Linked DNA regions of Homo sapiens: region 2 is linked to region 1. Evidence: chromatin contacts called from ENCODE Hi-C or POLR2A ChIA-PET data. All regions are on one chromosome and are shown on one strand. Each heading gives the region's core, a stretch centred on a gene start or an enhancer-like site at or near the end of the contact. The rest is flanking DNA. Distances are from core to core; before and after follow the strand shown. Region 1 holds the start of OSBPL9 (oxysterol binding protein like 9). Region 2 overlaps TTC39A (tetratricopeptide repeat domain 39A).

The links. A loop is a pair of places that touch in the nucleus more often than their neighbours do. ChIA-PET counts read pairs that join two places held with the same protein, here RNA polymerase II (POLR2A). Pooled maps may share reads with other maps.
Region 2: a loop to region 1 is called in a pooled map, with 5 times the contacts of the local background. The contact joins the enhancer-like site here to the promoter of OSBPL9 in region 1. A Hi-C loop is called at or near these places in 1 of 37 single-sample maps with no recorded cell type and 3 of 50 pooled maps. POLR2A ChIA-PET finds 5 or more read pairs at or near these places in 1 of 52 experiments (PC-3).

The regions. Positions count from the first base shown.
Region 1 is chr1:51,615,307-51,619,759 of GRCh38, forward strand. It overlaps OSBPL9 (oxysterol binding protein like 9), which reads left to right and starts at 1,786. Exons shown (of 24, transcript NM_024586.6): 1 at 1,786-1,915. The coding sequence starts at 1,805. LOC105378719 (a long non-coding RNA gene) reads right to left here. Exons shown (of 3, transcript XR_947339.4): 2 at 1,361-1,404. RefSeq lists enhancers at 1,483-2,391, 2,392-3,299.
Region 2 is chr1:51,282,891-51,287,343 of GRCh38, forward strand. It overlaps TTC39A (tetratricopeptide repeat domain 39A), which reads right to left. Exons shown (of 18, transcript NM_001297663.2): 18 at 4,368-4,453. Among named protein-coding and RNA genes, the nearest start is that of TTC39A-AS1, 45 kb to the right of the region's middle. Within about 2 kb of position 1,906, at least 2 of the 41 ENCODE cell types and tissues checked have a DNase peak (open chromatin) inside an H3K27ac peak, as active enhancers do.

The DNA of each region.
Region 1 (4,453 bases), core at 536-3,035:
TTTCTATACCATCTAACTACTGATCCACTGGCATCTGAACCCATACTCTCTGCTCTTCTTTCTTGTTACTTTGGATAAAGTATCTCTGCTAGTATCAAAAGTCAACCTTTGCACTTGGGCTTGGGGTCTCAGTCTTTTCCTTTCTTTCTTTTTTTGTATTTTATTCCAGTGTTTTGCCAACACAAAAAGAGGTCTCAATCTTATGAAGGGCTTCACTGCTGCTATTCTCTCTTTTCTCTAGGATGTCCCCAGTTTTTCCCTCTCTTGAAAATCAGCAAAGTAATATTCTCTAGTGTCTTCGATCTAAATAATAATTTTAAAAAAGGACAAAGAAAGCCCTTCCCTTGACCACACCTCCGTTTCCAGCTAGTGCCTCATCTTTTAGTTTCCTTTTTAGCTCTTTCTCTTGATATTTGCACGGCTGGCCTTTTCTTATCCTCCATATCTAAGTTTAAAGCCACTTCCTAAGAGGCCTGCCCTATAACCACCCCCTATAAATTAGCTACCCACTGACTTCCTATTAAAATAATTTATTAAATTATTTGCAGTGTTAATCAGTATTGGATATTTTTCTTGTTTACTTGTTTAGTGTTTGCTTTCACCACAGAATTTAAGCTCTGAGAGAGCTTATTCACTGCTGTATTCCCAGGACCTCCAACAGTGCCTAGATATAGTAGGTGGTCAATAAATCCTTTGGTTTTTTTTTTTTTTTTTTTTTTTTTGTGTGAGAGAGAATTTGGCTCTGTCACCCAGGCTGGAGTGCAGTGATGCAATCTCGGCTCCGAGGTTCAAGTGATTCTTGTGCCTCAGCTAGGACTACAGGGTGCGCCACCACGCCCAGATAATTTTTGTATGTTTAGTAGAGATGGGCTTTTACCATGTTGGCCAGGCTGGTCTCGAACGCCTGATCTCAAGTGATCTGCCTGCCTCGGCCACCCAAAGTGCTGGGATAACAGGTGCGAGCCACCGCGCCCAGCCAATAAATGCTTAAATTGCCCCTGTAGGCTGTTAGTGATCTATCCCTACTTCTTTGACCTTATCTCCCACCACTTTCTCCCTGGCTCACTGCTCCACGCACACTGACCTCCTTGTTGATCCCTCAAGATGCCACGCTCACTCCTAACATTTGGTCTTTGCATTTGCTATTCCTTCGTCTTGGAAGGCTCTTCCACCAGGCTCCCTCCTTCGCTTTCTTCAGGTCTTTGCTTAAAAGTTACCTTTTCACTCAGGCCTTCCCTGTTTGGGAATTTAAAATAGCAGTCCCAGCGCTCTCTCCTTCCTTGCTTATGTTTTTCTCCATAGCATTTATGATTTTTTAATGTACGATATAATTTACTATTTATTTTACCATTCCCCTCACCTGTCATGAAGGCTCTGTTGTATCCCCAATGTCTAGAAGAATGCCTAGCACAAAACAGCGAATATTTATTAAATGAATGGATTTGTGGAATGAATGCATAAATGAATATCAGATATGAAATCTTTTGGAAGTGGAAGGTATCATGGCCAGTAAAATTATTTATTAATATGTTCATAATCTTTTTTCTTTACTCTAATCCCATGACAGATTATAAATAATCTTAATAGCAGTATTCACGTTTGCATTCTCGCATCCGTGGCATGGAGTCCTACACACAATAGGCGCCCTAAGAAAGCGTGTTTGACTTGATCGCTGGAGCATCTGCCGGCACCGCCCAGGACCCGCCCAGGACCCGCCCCGCCCCCTGCGGCCCCGCCCCCCGCATGCTGAATGCCATATAGGCGAGTGACGTCAGGCCGTTTGTTGTCATTGGCGGCTCCCAAGATGGCGTCCATCATGGAAGGGCCGCTGAGCAAATGGACTAACGTGATGAAGGGCTGGCAGTACCGTTGGTTCGTGCTGGACTACAATGCAGGACTGCTCTCCTACTACACGGTGAGTCCTTGGAGGGCACAGCTCCAGGCGCCTCGGGGCCGCGTTTCCTGGGTGGAGGTGGGGGACCGGGGTTTTAGGTGGCTGAGTTGAGGTTGCTAGTCTGGGGGTGCCGCCGTACGCGAGGGTTCCCTTGTTGGGGAGGGTTTTACGTCTCGGATAGCCAATGAGGGTGAGGGAGAGAGGGGCGCAGCCAATAAATAGAAACTAGCTGTCTGATTTATGGGTTGGGGGTGAGCCAAGTTTCTTTCTTAGGGTCCGCTATTAAGCGGTAGTGGGGTCCAGCATGGTTGTGAGCGGGTAAGGGTGATCGTAGTCATGGCTTAAAAGGTCCAGTCTTGCGGTTCATGCTGTCTTCATATGTTGTCATGGACTTTACACTGTCCCACCAAGGCCCTGTAGCCGGCCGCACCCCTTAGCTTCCCTCCAGGGATTGAAGAGCTCTGCTTCCTCGGAGGAGTGGCCAGAGGAGCCGGGACAGGTCCAAAAGTGACCAGCCCTCGGGCAACACCAGGGGGTCCGAAATCCCTCCAGTCGGTTCAGGTTGTGTGTCTCATTCAAGGGACGCACCCCTCTATTTAGCGGGAGGCGAGCTCAAACGACGCCTTAACTTTTGAGAGCCAAGGATTTCCTACACGCGAGACTCTTGTCAGCGAAGAGAGACAAGTGATAGTGCAGTGTCCCCTTACAGTTACATTCTGGGTTCAGGGCTTCACTGTTGTTAACATGAGTTGGTGGCCGTGGAAAAGTAGATGAATTGCTGTGAATCTTACGTGGTTGTGTGTGTGTGTGTGTGTGTGTGTGTGGTTTTTTTTTTGAGACGGAGTCTCGCCCTGTTGCCCAGGCTGGCGTGCAATGGCATCATCTCGGCTCACTGCAACTTCTGCCTCTCGGGTTCAAGCGATTCTCCTGCCTCTGGCCTCCCTAGTAGCTGGGATCACAGGCATGCGCCACCACACCCTGCTAATTCTTGTATTTTTAGTAGAGACGGGGTTTCACCATGTTGGCCAGGCTGGTCTTGAACTCCTGACCTCAGGTGATCCACCCGCCTCGGCCTCCCAAAGTACTGGGATTACAGACGTGAGCCACCGCGTCCGGCCTTGAATCTTATGTTTTGACTATCCCCTCCACCCTCATCGCATTCGATATGGAGAGTAGGTGGTATTAGGGAGATAACTTACTTAGAAAGGTACTTTCTCTGAATGGTGTATAGTTGACGATAGCCGATATGAGGGAAGAAAATACATAAGAGGACAAAATAGAATGCCCAGAAAGCTTTAGAAAATAATAGAAGACAGAAAGAAAAACATGATTATGGAAGAAGGATTAAGGTTGATGAGAGAAAGGGGACACTGAATTTATTTGTTCATTTAAAAAATATTATTGAGCTGCTATGTGCGTTTTCATGCCAGCAAGAATAGACAGTAAAAAAGACATTCACTGTTCCTCTTCTCTGGAGCTTATATACTAGCTTGGTGAGTCCTTTAATTCATTTCACTCCTAATAACTCTGCAAGGTGGTTATTCATTATCTCCATTTAATATCCCCAGTTACAGTTTTGAAATCTGAGGCTCCAGGCTTTTAAAGCAATTTGCTCAACATCACATAGCACTAAGTGATGGAATCAGGATGCCAAATTATTGACTTTTTCTACTAAACTTCGCTTTCACTACAGGAAGGAGAAAAGTGTAAGTTGTGAGTTACTAAAGGCAAGCTTGCAAGAGTAAAAGTATTACTTTCATCATCCTTCAACTATCAGCTTTCTTTCTCTACATAGTTTTTAAAGGGAAAAAGACTAAACCTTAATGAGTCTTAAACACATTGTTCAAGATTGTCTTTAGGTGGGCATGAAAGAGAGGCAACTGAATATTATGTCCTGAAAACTCTGGAATTATGAAACCCATGGCTTAGATAAAGGAAAAGTAATATTGGGTTTAAGTAGATGTGATAATCAGAAAATCCCGTAAACTCTATTCAAGATAGAGTGATTTCAGTGAGTGACACTATGCAGTTAAGTTACTTTACAAATCCCAAATTTGTGTGGATCTGAATCTAGGACCATACTGGAGAGGCCCCCAGCTGAGGTTCTTGGGAATGCCTAGCCCAGAAAGAATCTTCCTTTTTCCTCTTTTTCTTCTTTTCATGTATCCTTTTTCTGCTTTGTTGCCCTTTCAGTTTTTGAATACTTGGACAAATATCTCTTTTCTTGCTGGCTAAATATAGGGTTTAAAAAAATACTTTTTTCCCCCTCAATGCTTATCCTTCTTTTTGAGACTAGATTCCCTAAAATATTATCCTTGCCAGAGGAAGGAAGTATCATATTTCTCACTAACAGCTGTTTAGAAGATTTTTTTTCTTTTCTAGTTCCTTGATATTGAAGTATTTGCTTACAGAGAAACAACAGACAATTGTTGTACCATCTTGTGAAAATAAAATGATACCCAATCTCAAATTAGAGGAGGTCTAGTGAAGAGGGGAAAAGGATAGATATTTACTTAAAAGGGAAGGTAGGAGACACATTGGATATTGGCAATGAATTCT
Region 2 (4,453 bases), core at 656-3,155, 330 kb before region 1:
TTTAGTGCCTTTGGCATCATATGCTTCCCAGTTTGCCAGTGATCCTCTTTCTTATTGTCTTATACCAAGCCCCTTCTAGCACATGACTTGCTATGCATCAAGCCTCAGTGCAGGCTTCACTTCCCATCTCTGGAGTAGTTGACTGGAACTCTACCTGAGTGGGGATTGGATCATGCCTTTTCCTCCATCATCCCTCGATGATTTTCTGAGCAAATACTGTTGTTTAAGGATTGCTTTTCTTTTGGCTTTTTGCAAGTTAGGCCCTCTCCCTACTTCATGATGCCAAGTGCCAAAGGGAGCCATGCCACAAAGACATGCTCCATGTGTTTGCAGCCAAGCATCTCCAGCGGTTGAGCTATTAGTCAGTACTTCTTCCATTTTCACAGTGGCCCAAGAGTCAGTATAAGCTGGGTCTAACTTTACACAGGATTTTACAGCTTGACCAACAGTGTAGCAAAGTACAGGCTTTAGAGTTCAGCAGCCTGTCTTCAAATCTTACTGCTGCATAATCGTTGTGTGATCTTAGGCAACTTATTTACCTGTGCCTCAGTTTTGCCATCTGCAAAATGACAATGGCCCCACTTCATAGGATTATGTAAATATTATGAGGATTAAATAAATGTAAAGTACTTAGAATAGCAACTGGCACATAATGAGTATTTAATAAATACTAGCTTTTATTCTTTTCCCCAGAGCATATTGGTGTCTGATGTTCTGGAGTGTTTAATGTGGAGGAAGAAAAACAAACCTGATCTAGTCATTTGTGAGACATTAGCTGTGATGTCTCTGATTAAACATCCACTTTTTTTTCTTTTTTAGACAGAGTCTCGCTCTGTCACCCAGGCTGGAGTGCAGAGGCGCGATCTCGGCTCACTGCAAGCTCCACCAACCGGGTTCAAGCAATTCTGCCTCAGCCTCCTGAGTAGCAGGGACTACAGGTGCCTGCCACCACGCCCACTTAATTTTTGTATTTGTAGTAGAGACCGAGTTTCACCATGTTGGCCAGGATGGTCTCAATCTCCTGACCTTGTGATCCACCTGCCTCGGCGTCCCAAAGTGCTGGGATTACAGGCGTGAACCACCACGCCCAGCCAAACATGAACTTTTAACAGTCCATAGAGACCTTCAATAGTTCATTCTATGTCTTCCCAAAGGGCTCTATTCTTATTTTGTCACTTAACAGTTGACTTTATACAGTGGAAGCAGTCATAGATTACTCATTTAGAGATGGAGTTTTCGAGTCCCCAAATGAGGTTTCTTGTTTGTGGACCTAGCCTATTAATCAGTAATGAACTTTGCACTGGAATTCAAAGGAGCCGTGCTAACCCGAGCAGAAGGCACTTTCCGACCTTGGAAGGCTGCATCTGAGGGTGGGCGTGAGAAGTTCCCATTTGCTGCTTGGATTGCAGAATCCAGACACCTCTCATTTATTACTGAATTAGTGTGATGATGCTGAGGATGTTGAGAAGGCACTGTTAGGCTTTAAATTTGAAGTAAACAAGGAAAAGACTGTTGACTCCCATCATCTTAGAAGAAATGATCTTGGGAGTAACTCCAGAGGAAAGGGTCTGGATTTGATTCCTTGAATGGTTCTAGTACTCAGCACACTGGGGCTTTCTTAAAACCTCTTGGTGCCATTCTTCACTTGGGAATCTCCCACCTGGACCTCAGCCAAATCTTGAGTTGGTGTTGGCCTTTTAGGATCCTGGCTTTGATGTCAGGTTGTGGCTTTCTGCTGTGAATGATAACTGTCTTGGAAACACTCCCATTCTGGCTCAAGAGATAAGGAATAGGGCAACCTGCCAACCCATGGGAGAGCTGAGGGCCCAGCACACTGCTAGAAGCCACTCTGCCATTCTGAGGGCCTGTGATCAGTGAGAGGCTGAGGTAGACTTTCTGTTGCCAAGGACCTGTTCAGATCATGTTACATCATTGCTACTTCCCTAACAACTGAATTCATCTTGGGGCACAGGATTTAGACTTTCTCTAAATGAGGATTACTTGCTCTCTGGGTGTTCTGGCTACTGTAGAGCCCCTAAGAAGTCTATTATTTCTGGTTGAATTGCTTAGGGACACAAGGCTTTGGCAGAAAGGTAGGGAAGTGTATCTGTTGCCTCATTTTGCAGATGAAAACCCATAAAGAAACTGTAGAAGGCAGGAAAGAGCCTTAATCTTGTCCAAATTGCTCATTTTTAGAGGATCTGTGACTTTCCCAAGGTTACTTTGAAAATCAGTAGCAAAGTCAGGACTGGAATTCAGGTCTCCTTATTTCCAGGCTCAAACCTTCCACCTGATCTGTGGCCTCTCCATGGCAGATGTGCTGGGAAGGTCTGCACTATTAGAGAAGCAGTGACCACAGATGACTCAAATAAGACATTGAGAGCCTATGACAGAATTTTCACTTTCTTGAAAACGCCCTTGCATAAGGATGTGGTGATGTTAGAAACCCAGTGTTTTCATTGTCCTTCACATATGTATGTATATGTATATATTTGATAGATTATCTCAGAATTTGCAGGTGGGGTACAGGAGGCAAAACCCACTGATTTATCTTATCAGGGCAGCAGAGGTAAAAGTGACATAGGATTAATTAACAAAGCCCAGGAGGAAATAAACAGCAAATGTTGACGAGGAAATCATCTTGACCAAATTTTAAAATGAAAGCACCCGTGGCCGGGCGTGGTGGCTCATGCCTGTAATCCCAGCACTTTGGAAGGCCAAGGCAGGTGGATCACGAGGTCAGGAGATCGAGACCATCCTGGCCAACATGGTGAAACCCCATCTCTACTAAAAATACAAAAATTAGCTGGGCATGGTGGCGCATGCCTGTAATCCCAGCTACTCAGGAGGCTGAGGCAGGAGAATTGCTTGAACCCGGGAGGCAGAGGTTGCAGTGAGCTGAGATCGCGCCACTGCACTCCAGCCTGGTGACATAGCGAGACTGTCTCAAAAAAAAAAAAAAAAAAAAAAGCACCCGAAATGAGTTTTTTTGTAAACTGCAATTTTCCAAAGTATGTGTTTGGTGTCCTGTGAGTAGTGCTGCTTTGATACAGCAGCAGGCAACATTCCAACATGTGGGGAAGCCATGGAGGCCTGTCCTCCTGCAGCCTGTCTCTACCCGCTCACCCTGTCCTGTCCAGGAGCCTAGAAACAGGTTGGTCTCCCAGCATCCAGGCTTTGGAGAAGAGATAGCTTGCAAAGGGATTACTCTCTATGGAGGACATTCTTTTGTTTCATTCTAATAATATGAGAGATTTTTTTTTCATAGCATTTCTACTCTGACAATACTCATTGGAAAAGATAATCTTGGGTGAGGGTTTTTTTGCTTTTTTTCCTAATAATATATTTTGCCTAAAACCCATTACTTCATTCGATGTCACCCATAGGAGGCTGGTCAACTGGATCTTTTTTTTTTTTTTTTGAGATGGAGTCTCCCTCTGTCGCCAGGCTGGAGTACAATGACACGATCTCAGCTCACTGCAACCTCTGCCTACTGGGTTCAAGCGATTCTCCTGCCCAAGTAGCTGGGACTACAGGCATGCGCCACCACGCCCAGCTAATTTTTTAATTTTTAGTAGAGACGAGGTTTCACCATATTGGTCAGGATGGTCTCGATCTCCTGACCTCATGATCCACCCACCTCAACCTCCCAAAGTGCTGGGATTACAGGCGTGAGCCATCGTGCCCGACCGACTGGATCTTTATATATTAACCCAGACCCTTGGCAGATACTCGTGTTTGTTAAATACAGCAATCCTAGAAGATTGGAAAGTTTAACTGGTTCTTCTCTCGTAGAAACTGCATTCATGCATTTGGGGAGTAACGTTTTCACAGATGAATATTTTTACTGTGTGCATGATTTTCCCTACGGGGAAATGGTTAGGTTGAAGTGTGCTGACATCAGAAAGTGAAGAGTAAAACCTGGTGTTGGTCATTGAACCTGAGTTCTCACTTTAACAATCCTAGAGGTTGCAAATTCAGATGCTTTTAGGGGCCAGAAAGGTAACAGAAGTGTTTAAAGTAGCCTGGACTTAGCTCTAGCTGATTGTTGCCTCATGGGAATGAGGCTCAATGTTGCCATTTTTGTTTGTTTGTTTTTAAATTACAGGCCAGGAACCAGATTCATCTGTAAAATCTCCCCATTTGTGAATGCTGGTAACTTATTCAAAAAGTTTAAAACATTGTGTGGTCTAAATAAAACATACATAGGCCGTGTGGCTTCTGATCAAGACTTTCTGCCTGGCCTAAGGATTCATGCAACACATATTTTATTGAAATACATGATGCACGATCCCTTAAGGGCATAAATTTTATCACTTAAATATCTCTTTTCTCTTAACTGAAGAATCTAACGCATACACAACAGGTCAAGAATAACAGTTTTAACAAAAATGCTGTCAGTAAGCAAATGTACCTTGGAGTGAAGTACAGAAGATTTTTATGTTTCATAAAT